Regions from separate parts of the Mus musculus genome. Here all the other regions are linked to region 1. Evidence: chromatin contacts called from ENCODE Hi-C or POLR2A ChIA-PET data. All regions are on one chromosome and are shown on one strand. Each heading gives the region's core, a stretch centred on a gene start or an enhancer-like site at or near the end of the contact. The rest is flanking DNA. Distances are from core to core; before and after follow the strand shown. Region 1 holds the start of Fam131b (family with sequence similarity 131, member B). Region 2 holds the start of Clcn1 (chloride channel, voltage-sensitive 1). Region 3 holds the start of Casp2 (caspase 2).

The links. Hi-C counts contacts between places; a loop is a spot of excess contacts on that map. ChIA-PET counts read pairs that join two places held with the same protein, here RNA polymerase II (POLR2A).
Region 2: a loop to region 1 is called in a map of left cerebral cortex, with 2.1 times the contacts of the local background. The contact joins the promoter of Clcn1 here to the promoter of Fam131b in region 1. A Hi-C loop is called at or near these places in 2 of 37 maps with a recorded cell type or tissue (both left cerebral cortex). POLR2A ChIA-PET finds 5 or more read pairs at or near these places in 1 of 5 experiments (Patski).
Region 3: a loop to region 1 is called in a map of left cerebral cortex, with 3 times the contacts of the local background. The contact joins the promoter of Casp2 here to the promoter of Fam131b in region 1. A Hi-C loop is called at or near these places in 10 of 37 maps with a recorded cell type or tissue (T-helper 17 cell, heart and left cerebral cortex). POLR2A ChIA-PET finds 5 or more read pairs at or near these places in 1 of 5 experiments (Patski).

The regions. Positions count from the first base shown.
Region 1 is chr6:42,322,997-42,327,535 of GRCm38, reverse strand. Fam131b (family with sequence similarity 131, member B) reads left to right here and starts at 2,896. Exons shown (of 7, transcript NM_029528.5): 1 at 2,896-3,094. The coding sequence starts at 3,067.
Region 2 is chr6:42,283,912-42,288,207 of GRCm38, reverse strand. It overlaps Clcn1 (chloride channel, voltage-sensitive 1), which reads right to left and starts at 1,523. Exons shown (of 23, transcript NM_013491.3): 1 at 1,262-1,523. The coding sequence starts at 1,441.
Region 3 is chr6:42,263,024-42,267,193 of GRCm38, reverse strand. It overlaps Casp2 (caspase 2), which reads right to left and starts at 2,209. Exons shown (of 11, transcript NM_007610.2): 1 at 1,997-2,209. The coding sequence starts at 2,070. It overlaps Tmem139 (transmembrane protein 139), which reads right to left. Exons shown (of 3, transcript NM_175408.4): 2 at 3,689-3,950; 3 at 2,639-3,466. The coding sequence starts at 3,933. The coding sequence ends at 3,067.

The sequences.
Region 1 (4,539 bases), core at 1,647-4,146:
CCTTAACCAAAACAAAACCCAGGGCTTCGTGCATGCCTTGTTGCTTCTCAATAAAATCATTAAATAACAAATGTAAGAAGCAAATATAATTTTAAGTATACTTTTTAATGATTTCAAAAGAGTAGTAATGTAAAGAATATCATAGAAAAAGATCTCCAAAGACTGTTCTGTAATGCAAGCATCTGTGATTCTGACCGCTGATGAAGATACATTGGTGATGTAACACTATTGTGGTTTTCTGCTTATAGGGGTCGCTCAAGTAAAGGAAATGTTTCAGTTACCTGCTAGTGAATATTGATGTAGGTTTTTTTTTTTCCCCATACAAAGTTAATGGATTTTTTTTATTCTACCCATAGATCCTAGGACAAGAGTCTGCATAGTACACAGTACTGCCACTGACCTGTGGTTGTGTTCTTCTATCCAAGAGGTACCCCCAAGGGGCCACAGGCATGCAGTAGGAACAAGAGAAGTGATGAGATGGTTTCACCTTGGGATTCTGTCCCAAAGGGAACCAGTTAGGAAGTGCCACATGGGGGCACTCTGCCAGAGCCTTGTATTCTAAAACTTCAAATATGAGCCAATCAATATTAGGATTTTGCTGAGGGTCAAACTGTAAGTCTGTTTGAGGTAGAGTTGTGTAAAACATAAGTATTTCTCAAGAAATTCCATCAGTTACTTGGATAGAAAAAAAAACAACTGATGGAAGGCAGGAAGGATATGTATTGTTTTAAGCACAAACTAAAAACTAATCATTTTACTTTATAGCCCTGCTCTGACTTCCCATGGACTGCAGGCTGTAAGATAAGCTCTTTCCTGCCCAAGTTGCTTTCAGTCATGGTGTTTATCATAGCAGTAGATAGCAAACTAGAACTGCGGTTGTTGCTGGGAACTGAACCTAGGGCCTTGGATATTCTAGGCAAGTGCTCACCCAGGCCTTTTGTAAAATTTCCTTTTGCGATTAAGAGTCTCACAAAGTTAGCAGTGTTGTTCTTGAACTCTCTACGTAACCCAGCCATGACTGAACTCAATCTTTCTGCTCTGCCTCCCGAACAATTTATGTTAAGCAGATAACAAGTGTAAAAGCAGATGAAATTTTAAATATTTTACATATATATATATATATATATATATATATATATATATATATATATATGATCTATACTGTCAAATTGTCTTCCAGGAAGTTTGCTTTGGTTATGAAAACTGGAACTCATTAGCCTTGCCTCAAAAGATCCAGAGAATGGGACAGAATGCCCCATGTGCTGAGAAGTAACTGTCATTGCAGGGACCAGAAGGCAGCTGGGCAGATCAAATTCCCAGACCTTCTAAATTCACCTCCCAGATCTGCAGTTAGTGCCAGTTTCTGATAGAGTTTGCAAGTGGCCCTTCAAATCTGCGACTTGGATTTAATCCTTGAATTCATATGGTAATGCTATTTGGATACAAGGTCTTAGAGCAATAGTAAGGATTAGTGAAGGTCACAGAGGTTGGCACTAGAGGCTTTATGAAAGAGGCTGAAGCTAACATATTCATCCTGTCTCATCATATCATCTCCTCGAAGTGTTACAATGCATCAAAGCCCTTAGGACACTTGCAGCAGTTGCAAACACTAAGTTCTTGGCCTTTCCAGCCTCCAAACTTCCAATCTTTATAAACTTCCTGGTCTCAGGAATTTTGTTATAGTACCAAAATGAGCAAAAATATCTATCCTCTCCCATATCTTCATCTGGGATGTCATCAGACGTAATTCCTCAATCATAATCTAAATGTCACAAACTTACACGTGTAAGGCATGCCCTTTTTCTCTGCCTCAAACCCACAAGGCCTCCTGCCCCTCTTCCTCTCTAATCCCAGGAAAGAGACAAAAACCTATGGAAAACAAGCTGGCCCAGAATTAGTGTTTGCTTTTTGTTGTTACCATTGTTGTCAATGGTACCACCCAGACCCGCTTGCCCAAGGTTTGCAGTTACTGGTTCGACTAAGAGGAAATGGTCTCCTTGTCCTTCCTAGTGTGTCTTCTAGACTCTTCTTGCCAGTTGAAATAGTGCCTGCTGACTCTCCCAACTCAGATCTCCCTTTCCTTTCCCATGGGGCCCTTGGTGTAGTGCTGACCCTTCTCGGCAGGGGGCAGTATTCTCCCTTTTGCTGCTTCCGGACATCCACATAAAGCTCAGAAAAGTTAAATTCTGATTTAAAGCCATGTCTTGCGGCCGGTTTCCGATCCTGATATTTTCATTTCCCTACAGCTGCAATAGAATTATTCCCATTCTCCTCCCATCCGGACCCAAGCCTAGAGCTAGAATACTTGCACCATCCCCACACCCATCCCAAAACAGCTAGAGGACAGGGAAGCATCTCGCAGCATCCACTGGCAAAGACTTCACAATATGTTTGGGTGGGCAAAGCAACGCACGTGAAACGCCGGGCAACCAGAACAGCATCCAATCCCGATTCGTGCGTCCCAGATGCAGCATCAGGAAGAAAACAAATGTTTGCGGAATTTGGTACCCAAGGCCAAGCAGGGTGTTCTCTCATCTCCGCCCCACTTTCTCTCTCGGCCTTCTCACCCCGCAGCCCTCAAAGTCCATCAAGCATATCCTAAGGGTGGGCCCTGGCTTCCTGACCGGGCTCCTGAGACAAGCGGGTTATTATCCACATTCTCCATCAGCATCTCCCGGGAGAACTCAGCGGGGATGGCGAGGAGCTCAGGGGCGGGGGTTGCGAAGGACAGGCGGAGGGACGTGGTTGCAGCGCGGCGAGGGGCGCGGGGAGCGCGGTGCCCGGTCGGGGGCAGGGCGGGGAGGCTCTGCGCGCAGCCAATCCCCGAGCAGCCCCCTCCCCGGCCGCGGAGAGCTGAGCGGGGCGGGGGAGCCAGGCGGTGGCGGCGGCGGCAGCGGCGGCGACGGAGGCTGCCGTGGGGAGGGATGGAGAGGGGAGGGGGGAGCGGAGCCGAGCGGAGACAGCCGCGGCGCTGCAGAGCGGCTGGGGCGGCGGCGCGGTTCCCGGTGCTCCCCCCGGCGAGGGCCCCGAGTCGGTGAGGGCCGGGACCCGGCGGCCCCCGGAGCCATGGGCTGCATCGGCTCGCGGACTGTGGGTGGGTACCGCAGCCCGGCGCGGGTCAGGGGCAAGCTCGCCCCGGGGCGCTCCTCCGGCCCCCTCCCCCATCCCCATCCTTGCCCCTGGGGACCTCCCTCCGCGCCCGCCCGGCCCTGCCTCGCGCCTTTACTTTCCCTCCATCCGCTAAGGTCCCTCTATCCTTGTGCCCTCGCGCCTCCAGGGCTTCCATCCCTCTCAGCTCATAGCCTTCTCTCCATCGCCCTCCCGCAGGCGCGGTCCTTCCCTGGTAGCCTCTCCACAGCATCCTTCGCGGCTCAGTCGCTGTTCCCTACTCCCGATGGCCCCATCCCTCCACCTTCAGGCCATTCGCGTCTACTCTGCTGTAGCCAGAGCCTCCCCGAGCCCTTCTTTCGGGAGCAGCCCCTCTTCTCAGAACCTCCTCTCCAGCCTCATCCCTGACTTTCTTCCGCACGCCCCCTCCCATCTTCACCCTCTTCTCCATATGGCATGTGTGTTTTGCCCCCAACCATTTCCCTCTTGGTAGCCTTTTCCCGTCGCTCCTGCCTCCCCCCGATTTGCTTTGTTCACGTGCATTTTCCCTCTGGGGCGGGGGCGGGAAGAGCGTGTGCCACCGGGAGGGAATGGGTTCCACGCTTGGAGGGAATGGTCTTGGGCCGGGGTGCTCTGGAAGAGCCGTGGACTCAGGGAGGAGGTGGAGGTTTACCTCCCCGAGAGAGGTCGGGAGTCCGCTTCCCAGAGGGTGGGGTCCGCCTAGGAACCCTGGGACCCGCCTGCACCTGTCAGCGGGGGCAGGCGGAGCAGGGCCGGCTTTTTATTTACCTTTGGCAGGGGGAGGGAAGAAAGGCGCTTCCTTAATGGTCCTCTCCTTCCAGCCCCTGCCTTACTACCGCCCCCTACCCCCACCCTACGCATCCATTCCACTTTAGGGCTGAACACATTAGTACAGTCCTCTCCCAAACCCCCCAATTTTCCCCTTCCTAACTCCCAATTTCTCCCGCCTACACGCCCTAGTGACCTCAGGCTGAGAGAATAATTCGTATTATTATTACAAACAAACTACACTCTCCGGAAGCCTGATTTCTGAGACCCGGTTTATTTCCATGGAGACCCTCCTCTGCTTTTACCTCTTTCCCTGTTCTCCTCCCCTCCATCTCCCTGCCCCCTAAGGCTCTGACTCAGCTCCCCCTCTTCCTCAAAGGCCACCCCCTCCCTCCCCTCGCTCCCACTCTTCTCCGAGAGAGCTTGCTCTGCCTGCCCCATTACTGATAGGTCCAGATGTCTTTCTGACCTAGCCACAGGTCCTAGTCCTGTCTCTCATCGTTTCACAAGATCCCAAGAGAAGGCATAACAACTTTGGATGTGTGGCAGCCCAGCCCTACCTGTCAGTCCCTGGGACCGCCATCCCCTTTGTTTGTCGCCAGTTCTATTGCTGCATGCTGGATGCTTCTTCCTGCCCAAGAC
Region 2 (4,296 bases), core at 274-2,773, 38 kb after region 1:
AAACCAACAGAAAAGAAAAGAAAAGAAAAAGTGCTCTGATAGCACCTTTTCTCACGTGGTCATCCAGCCTTCTCCAGAAATGACCAGTACTGGGGTGAGGATGAGCTGTCTCTGACATTTATATCCTGCTCAACACATTTCCCTCCCCACTGTGTACCTACCGGTACTCATGAGCAACTGCTCAGAGATCCTCATGACCCTTGTGCTGACACCATCTATACAGCCCACCTCCAGGTTCTGAGCCTGACACCCTGTCAGCAAAACTTCTAAGTCTGATCTCTATCTCAGACTCCTTCTATTCTCTTCCATTCTGCATTCTCTGCAGCTAAGAGGTACATTCACTTATGTTAATAGTGGCCTGTAAAATTCCCAAGGCAACCTCCTTATCTTGTGCCCACACCTATTTCTGTTCTAGTTGCCCATATACCACTGATCCCCAAGCTCTGGAGAGTAATTACCTTTGGTCATAGCTCTGTACTTTCCTTAGGGGTGTGTGTGTGTGTGTGTGTGTGTGTGTGTCTAGGTCAGAGAACAGTCTGCAGTAGATTTTTTTCCCTTCCATCACATGGGGCCCAGAGATCAAACTTAAGTTGTTAGGCTTAGAGGCAAACAGTTTTACTTACTGAATCATTTTGTTGGCCCTTTTTAACAATTACACCTCCCAGCAAACAAACAAAACACACAGATCTCAAGCTAGGCCAATGCTGCACCAGAATTCTACCTCCAAGCCCTTAAAAACTGGATCCCAATTCTGTGTTTATTGATACTGGTCATTGATTGTTGATAAATCATTCACTTTGTTTCCTCTGCTTGTCCCCAATGCCTTTCTTCTGTCTTTTGTGAAAGTGTGTTTATCTGTGTGTGTTTGCACACACGCGCACATGCATTCTACAGGGGGTTGTGTAGAGAAAGCCCATGTTGCCTGCATGTGGGTGAAGGTAGAGGAGGTCCTTATAGCATTTTCAGCTCTTACAAAAACCACTCTGGTTATGTAAGAACATAAGCTTGCACTCTTCATTTAAGTGTGGCTTTGCTGGTTCCCCACATGGTTTGAATATTGTTAGTAAAGGCTATGTAAAAGTGCATGCAACTCTTAAGCAAACACACTAAGCTCAGATCTTTAAAAGGCTTTCATATACTGAATATATTTACCATTTAATTTTCAAAATAAATTCTGTACCCCCTTCTCACATAACAATCCATTTTCACTAATCCTTGGCCCCAGACAACCGCTGCTCCCCTTCCCTCCCCAGGACATTACCTGTGTTGGGTGGGCATTGTGCCTGGGACCCATGTCCTTTCGGGGCCGGTGCTGAAGGCCCCCATTCTCTGAGGGCAGTCCGTAGCTGGTACAATGTTCAAAGGGCATGTACTGGTACTGGGGGGCACTGCCCCACCAGCTCTGTTCCCCTCCATGCCGCTGGGACTGGGACCGCTCCATGTGTTCTCCCCCCAAGCCCCAGCCAGGCCTTGGCCTGCTTGCTCCTAGTCTCCCCCAAGTAGCTCCTTAAGCCTCTGCTTTTGACTGTCCCCAAGGCGTCTGGGGCAACATGCCCACCTCTAGCTATTTATAGCTGTCTCTCCACCACATGACACCCCCCCCCCCCCCCCCCCGCCACATCTGATCCTTCTGGGGTCGAAGCAGGTGTGAGTGGAGTGTGGGGGTGGGGGCTAGGATGAGAACCTGTGGGACAGTCCAACAGGGAATTCCCTCTGCCAGGCAGCAGCACTGTTCTGTTCCTACAAGGCTCACAGCTCCAGGTTACTAGTCCCTTTATAAATATCACCAGGACCAGAATGAAAAATTTCCTAGTGAAATTTCTAGGCTGGGGTAGAGCTGAGCCTTCCCTGCAGAGCTCGTGGAAAGTGAGGGGAGAGACAGTGCTAAATGAAGCTACTCAGTGTTTTGGTAACACCAGACAGGCAACTCACCTGGGAGAGTAGCTGATGCCTCCATGTTGGGCTCGTTTCAGCTCAGTATTTTTTAACGATTCAGTCCTCATCTGGAATTTTCTGTGGCCAGTTTTTCCACATGCACGGAATTCCCAGTTTTCACCTCCAGTTCTCTGCCTTTGAGTCTGCCAAAGGTGGCTAAAACCACTCCAGTGCCTTCCCCTCGATCCCACCCTTATCACCACTGGGTGTGCAATGTCTCTCATTTCCTAGACATACTACGTGTTAGCCCTACCAGCAGCTCAGATCAATACAGAGGGACTGAGCTCTCAGCTGGACTGTGGTGCCCATGACAGCTCTTATCAGGGCAGATTAGATAACAGGTGGGAAGAAGAAATAAGCTAGAGTCAAGGAACAGGTGCTAGGAACCCAAGAAACAGAAGATGGACAAATAATTTCCTCTTTTCTAGTCAATAAATTAAATTTGATGAAGGACAAAAGTACTCTGTCGGGCATTGTGTTTTTTCCATTAGGTTCTCTTTTTTCTAAGACAATATTCCCCTACCTACTCATTATAGAAGAAATGGAGGCAAACTGAATTTCAGATCCACCATCAAGATGAGCCTCTCTTTTAAGTCCAAGCTCAGGAACTGAAAGGTATGCATACCAACAAACTGCCATGGTCCTTATGGAAAACACTAAGTTAGAAACAGAGTTACCATCTGACACAGCAGTCCTTCTTACCTTTGTATAAAGAGAGGAAAACAAACCACAGTCTCTCAGATATCTGTGTTCTTTTTTTCACTGTAGCAAATTCATAACAGCCAAGATACAAAACCACCTTTGTGGCTGTCAATAGGTGAAGGTAGAAAAGAAGTTTACACACATGACTCAGCGACCAAAAAAAAAAAAAAGACAGCGTTTTTAGGCAATGTTAAATGAGATGTCAGACATATTCAGATACTGTGCATGCTGTTTATATGCAGAATCTAAAGTAGTAAAACACATATAGAATTGAAGGCCATGTGCTGAGACGAGTGGGCTTTGGGAGTCCTGGGAAGATGCTGGTCATGGCACACATCAGTTACGTAGCTCTGAGTTTTAGAGAGCCAGTGTACATGGTAGCTACAGTTAACAATACCACAATGAGTACCTAAAATAAGTTAAGGGTAGGTTTCCCGTGACGCCACACATACACATGTGAGCTGATGGTTCAGAATCTGGATCCTGGGATCATTTTACAATGCATACACATGCTAGTACATCAGATTGTATACTTTTAATTTTTATACCATTTCTAATTATCGATTATATACCAGTAGCTTTACTAAAGCTGAAAATAGTAAAAACACCCTTTCTACAATCCGTCCTGAGACTTCAGGGTTTACAATCCACCCACAAAGATTATAAATGTGGGACAGGAGCGGGACTAAGGGTCAGATGAAGAGAACAGAAAACAGAGATCAAGGGATTCCTAATAAAGAACAAAGACTATTCTTAGAGATCTTCGGAGTAAGATTTTTTTTCCCCCATTTGTAGACTGTGGTTCTCTGAAGATAACTACTTTCTTAGGTGACTTTCAGAAACAACTATCAGATGTGATCGCTGCTTCCAAAGTATTCCTGAGCCCTAAAACAGAGTAGTGTAGTCATGGGCTAAGATTTGAAAGCAGAGACTAGCAGTGACTACAAAGAGCTCACAGATATCATGCCAAGATGAGTACCCAGTGCAATGATAATACGCAGATTCTTAAAGTAAGAGCATGAACATATATAAAAAAATAATTCTAGACTGCAGGGCTTAAGAGTTAAATGTTATGTTCAAAATTGTAAGTAGTTTAAATCCCATGGACTATCATTTACAAGAGAACAAAATGTAAACTGTGCCTACCCCTTTCTATGACACCTGGTTGCGCTCAGTACTTAGGCCCTGATTTGGAGTGCCCCAAGATGGGCTGTGGGTAGTCCTGCAAAGGTCCTGAACTTGGATGCAAATTCACAAGCAAGCATGTATGTGTATTCTCTGAAAGTTTTAAATCATCTCCTGTGTTTCACGATACTAAGATTAAAGGGCGTATTATACGGGAAGATGGGGGATATATGTAGTTGTGTATGAGATTATCTTTTAGTATGAAAAAGAAACAGATTCTCCTTTCAGCGTATGCTTACTTTCCGATTCCAACCTCTGCTAGTTTGGCCTCCCCAGTGCATAGGGCATACTGGGGACTAACAACAGGGTCTTGCGCATGCTAGTCAAGCATCCTATCACTGAGCTATATTCTCACTCAGATATCACTGTGTGTGTGCATGAAACAGGTAGTTCATTACAGGCAAATGACGCAATGACTCAAGGGCAGATAAGGCAATGCCCACAAGGGTCACACCCTGACCATCACTCTTAAGG
Region 3 (4,170 bases), core at 960-3,459, 60 kb after region 1:
CATGACATACTTTTTATCTTAGAAATCGAACCTAAGTTGAAAATGATCTTAGGACAGGAATAAAGTAATAAAAACCTAAAGCTAACACCCATATCTCTAAGACACACACACTTGCTCTAGATGGCTCACATAAATATCAAAAATATCTTACATTTCCATGATAAACTAATACTAAAAAGTGATCAAAAATCCTACAAGGTATGGGTAAGTGAAACTGAGTGAAAGCCACAGAAGGTAGATACTAATGGTGAACACGGTATAAATTGTAATCACAAGGACAGTGTAAGCAATGGTTAAATTATCTTGGTAATTTAGTTCCCAGCAATAAATGTATTTAAAAGATTCCATAGTTTTTCCTCTCAAATTTGTAAAGAGACCTGCTTATGCTCAAGAATGGTGAATACCATTTCCAATATACATCCTTTATGTGTCCAATGAATCTCCCTGATCTTATTTAGTATGAAAAAATGCTTAAGTCTGATGACAATGGAGTGACAGTGTAACAGTTGACTTTATACATCAGAGATTTTTAGATGAATCCCGATTTCAATGCAGGTAAAATATAGGAGCACAAGTAAGCACCTTCAATCACTGAAATACCACGCACTGGTCGAATGCCCCTTGTATAAAGGCTCCTTTAAGTCCTTTCAGGCCACAGTTAGATGGAAAAATAGGGTCCTGAGAAACTGCATTAGCAAGAGGTATTGACGCAGAGTAAATATTCAGAATGTACCTGCTATTTCAAAATTCACTAGAATTTTAACTGAGGTTTTAAAATTCATGCTCTACATGAATTTAAAACCTCAGTTAAGAATCACCTTACAAGACAACACAGTAATGGGGATAAATACAGGACCTTGGTTAAATTAAAATGAATACAGCAGCTGTTAGCTGGGTTTATCATTAGGTATATAATGAATGGTAGAGCAGAGTTCTTAGGTCATTAGGAAGATCCATTTCTTAAGCGGCTTCATTTCCTCGACTTCCACTCTACTGCTCTCTCCAGTTTCAGTTGGCTAGCCATGTTCCGGTTTCCTGTAGAGGGCACCTGACCTCTCCCCCAACACCTCATTCTCTTTGACAGGACTAGACCAGGAGACCAAACTCATTTTCAGTTTCTGATTCTCTTGCCTCAGGCATCAGGATGCCAGGATTACAGCCTTGTAGCCTTTAAATGCTGGCCCTGCACTAGGACACCCTTGCAAAAAAATAAAGGGGAGGGGGCTTTTCTCTAGACAATTGCATCCTCAGGTACAATTTACTGACTCCAGTTCTAAATCCTCTTATGTCCCAGGCTTGAATTTTTAACGAAGCAGTCGTCACCGTGTTTTATCTGAGGCTCCACCTACTCCGCACACCTGCCACTTCCTTTTATCTCAAACTACCAGGCTTAAAATATGAACTTTCCCGAAGTTTCCAGTCACCTGGAATTTTAGGGCACCCATGAAAAGTGGAATGGAGAAAAAGAACACCGAGAGGTTTCTAACGCTTTGATTCCGTGTCCTGTAAGAGTTCCCGTTTCTATATTAATGTTAGAGGTCTGGACAGGAAACAATAAAATTGTGTCGTCCTGTGCAATGTTTTCATCGAAACTGACGGAGGAGGCGGAGAAACGGGAACCATCTAATCCTCTCAAAGGATTCAAATCCCCCAAACCTGTGTGGAACTCTCTGACAAACATCTATTATATGAGAAAGCAGTGCAGGGCACGAGATAGTCAATCCAAGTCAAATGCGCCCAAGGCCGAGCTGCGAAGTCTCTGGTTTTTAAAGAGAAATGAGTTTAAGTCCTCAGCTAAGAACTGGAAGGAAAAGCCGGAGCATCTCTGGAAAAGGTGAGATGCCGCAGGCGAGAAGTAGCGCGGGACGGACAAGATCGCTCTCATAGACTCCTCTGCGCTGGACAAAGGGAGGCTGCTGCAGCCCCTGTACACGCGGCACCAGGCCAAGAAGCCGCGCCGCTCGCCTGGCCGCCTCCCCTCCTCTGCCCTCCTCACCTGCTCCTCCTGTCAGCCGCCATCAGCCCCTTCCTGTGCAGGGAGGACTGCGACCTCCCGCTCGGCGCCGCCATTTCCAGCTTTTCCCGGGCTGCACACGCACCACCCACAAAACAAACAAACGCTGGGCCGCGCCAGCCCCCGCATCCCTCCCCCAGCCTCCCACCGCGCCGCGCTTGCGCACGGCTCCGCCCGACGCCAGCAAGCCCCACCCACGCCGGGACATGCGCAAGCGCACACTGCTCGCTGAGGCTCGCACAGCCCAATGGGAAGAGAGGAGGCGCTAGAAGGAACGGGAAGGGGCGGGAAAAGAGCGAGGGTTCTCCTACTCGGGGACCTGATTGGCTATCGATTCCCGCGGAAACCGCAGCCCCCTCCCCTGGTTCCTCCGACCCCTCCTGAAGTAACTACAAGAGACCAAAGGGGCTGGGCTTCCCTTGTTATCCTTGTTCGCCTTGAACTTCCAGGGCCAGGATGCAGGGAAGACGGAAAGCACTAGGAGGCGCTCTTCTCCCAGGCTGGGGCAGCTCGTGGTCGCGCTTTTCCTACACAAGTGTCCTCTCATTCTCTTATCTACCAGTTGACAAGGCTATAAAGTAATGCGGATTGCCTGCTTGGTATTGAAAACAGGAGGCACTGGAATTGGAATTTGATTCGAGTTATTTTTATGTTTTTACTAGCATCCCGTTCTTGTGCAAACTATTCAGCTCCCCTCAACCTTAGAAGCTCTCATTATCTTGGTAGGTAATACCCCATCAGGAATCTCAGGGAGACTTGGTGTCTACAATAGAAGAAACACAGCAGTCACTCAGAGGTATCCCTCCAGCTTCTCTTGGTAACTTATCTCTTTCTCATCTTCCACCTTACTCTGGAAATACTGGTCATCAGATAGGTTCCAGAATGTTTCCAGAAGAATCTAGGTGTGCCATTTATCTGTGAACGACATGCCACAGCCCGACTCCCCGCTGCTTTGAAGGCCTCGATTGTGATGTCCGGGTAAAACCAGTTTCTGATCCAATAGACACTAGGAAATGCTGGGCAAATGAGTGCACAGGTTCTGAGGGCACCACTTAGGGAAGTATCCATTTATCTTCATAGAAAACACTGTCATCATCAGCATGAGCAAAACTGATTTCATAGGCAGGAGGTGGAGTACTAGGCTCCAGTTTGGGGGCCACTCTCATGCTTTGCAGATCAGGAGCAGTGGCCACAACTCGTGGACCCCTAAGTCGAAGAATTCTTCCAGGGTTTCCTCTGGCAGTCATTGTCCCCTCTGAGCCCACTCGCCTTTTCAGACTGCCTGTGCTGGGACTGTCTGGTTGGCTAGGCTGTGCCCCCTCAACTCCTGGGGATATTATGATACTGCTGTAAGGGGGTGGTTGCTCCAGCTCTTGGAGGTGGCTCTGTGGTTGTGAATCCATCACCTCTACAGCCTGTTCATAGGTTGGCACCTCAAAAGCTCCATTGTCTCTGTGGGAGAAGAAATATGGTCGTTAGTGGGTACCTGAAAGAAGACCCCCTTTTTCTGTTCCACCATTCTTGCAAAAGACCTCTCTATTGTCTGCTGACCATTGCTCTTAATGATACCAGTGACAGAGGAAAGCAGAGTCTATGCTTAAGAAAGGATGGGCACAGAGGGAACGAGGGCCTTGCGTGTCTTCCCGTCATCCTGCCCATCTCCCATCGACTCACTGCGCTTGGCCTGAGGCCTCTGGATTCTCAGTCTGCCTGGAGCTTGGCATCGATCGGGAGCATCGTTCCATAACACAGGCCAGGAGGCAAGCAACAAAGCAAAAGCCAGCCAAGCAGAGGAAGAAGTAAGCAACAGGGGCGACATCAGACTGTATGACCAGTAAAGCCAGCCCCAGGAGGAGGGAGGCACTGCTCAGGAAGAGAAATGGCTGCTTCAGTTTCCCCAACAACTGTCTTGGCACCATGGCCCCTCCCAGGGCACCTGCAGAAAGACACACAGTTGTGTGTTAGCTAGTGATCAGCACTGCAGTAGTGCCAGACCCCAAAGTAAAAGTATTATGCTCTTCTATTTGGATTCCCAGTGTTCAATTCAGTCTGAAACAAATGATCTTCAGGGCCTCTGGCAGCTCCATTATTGTCTCCTATTATTATAGGTTATTGCTTTGGAAAGCTGGGAAATTAGTTCAGTTCTGATTCTCAAC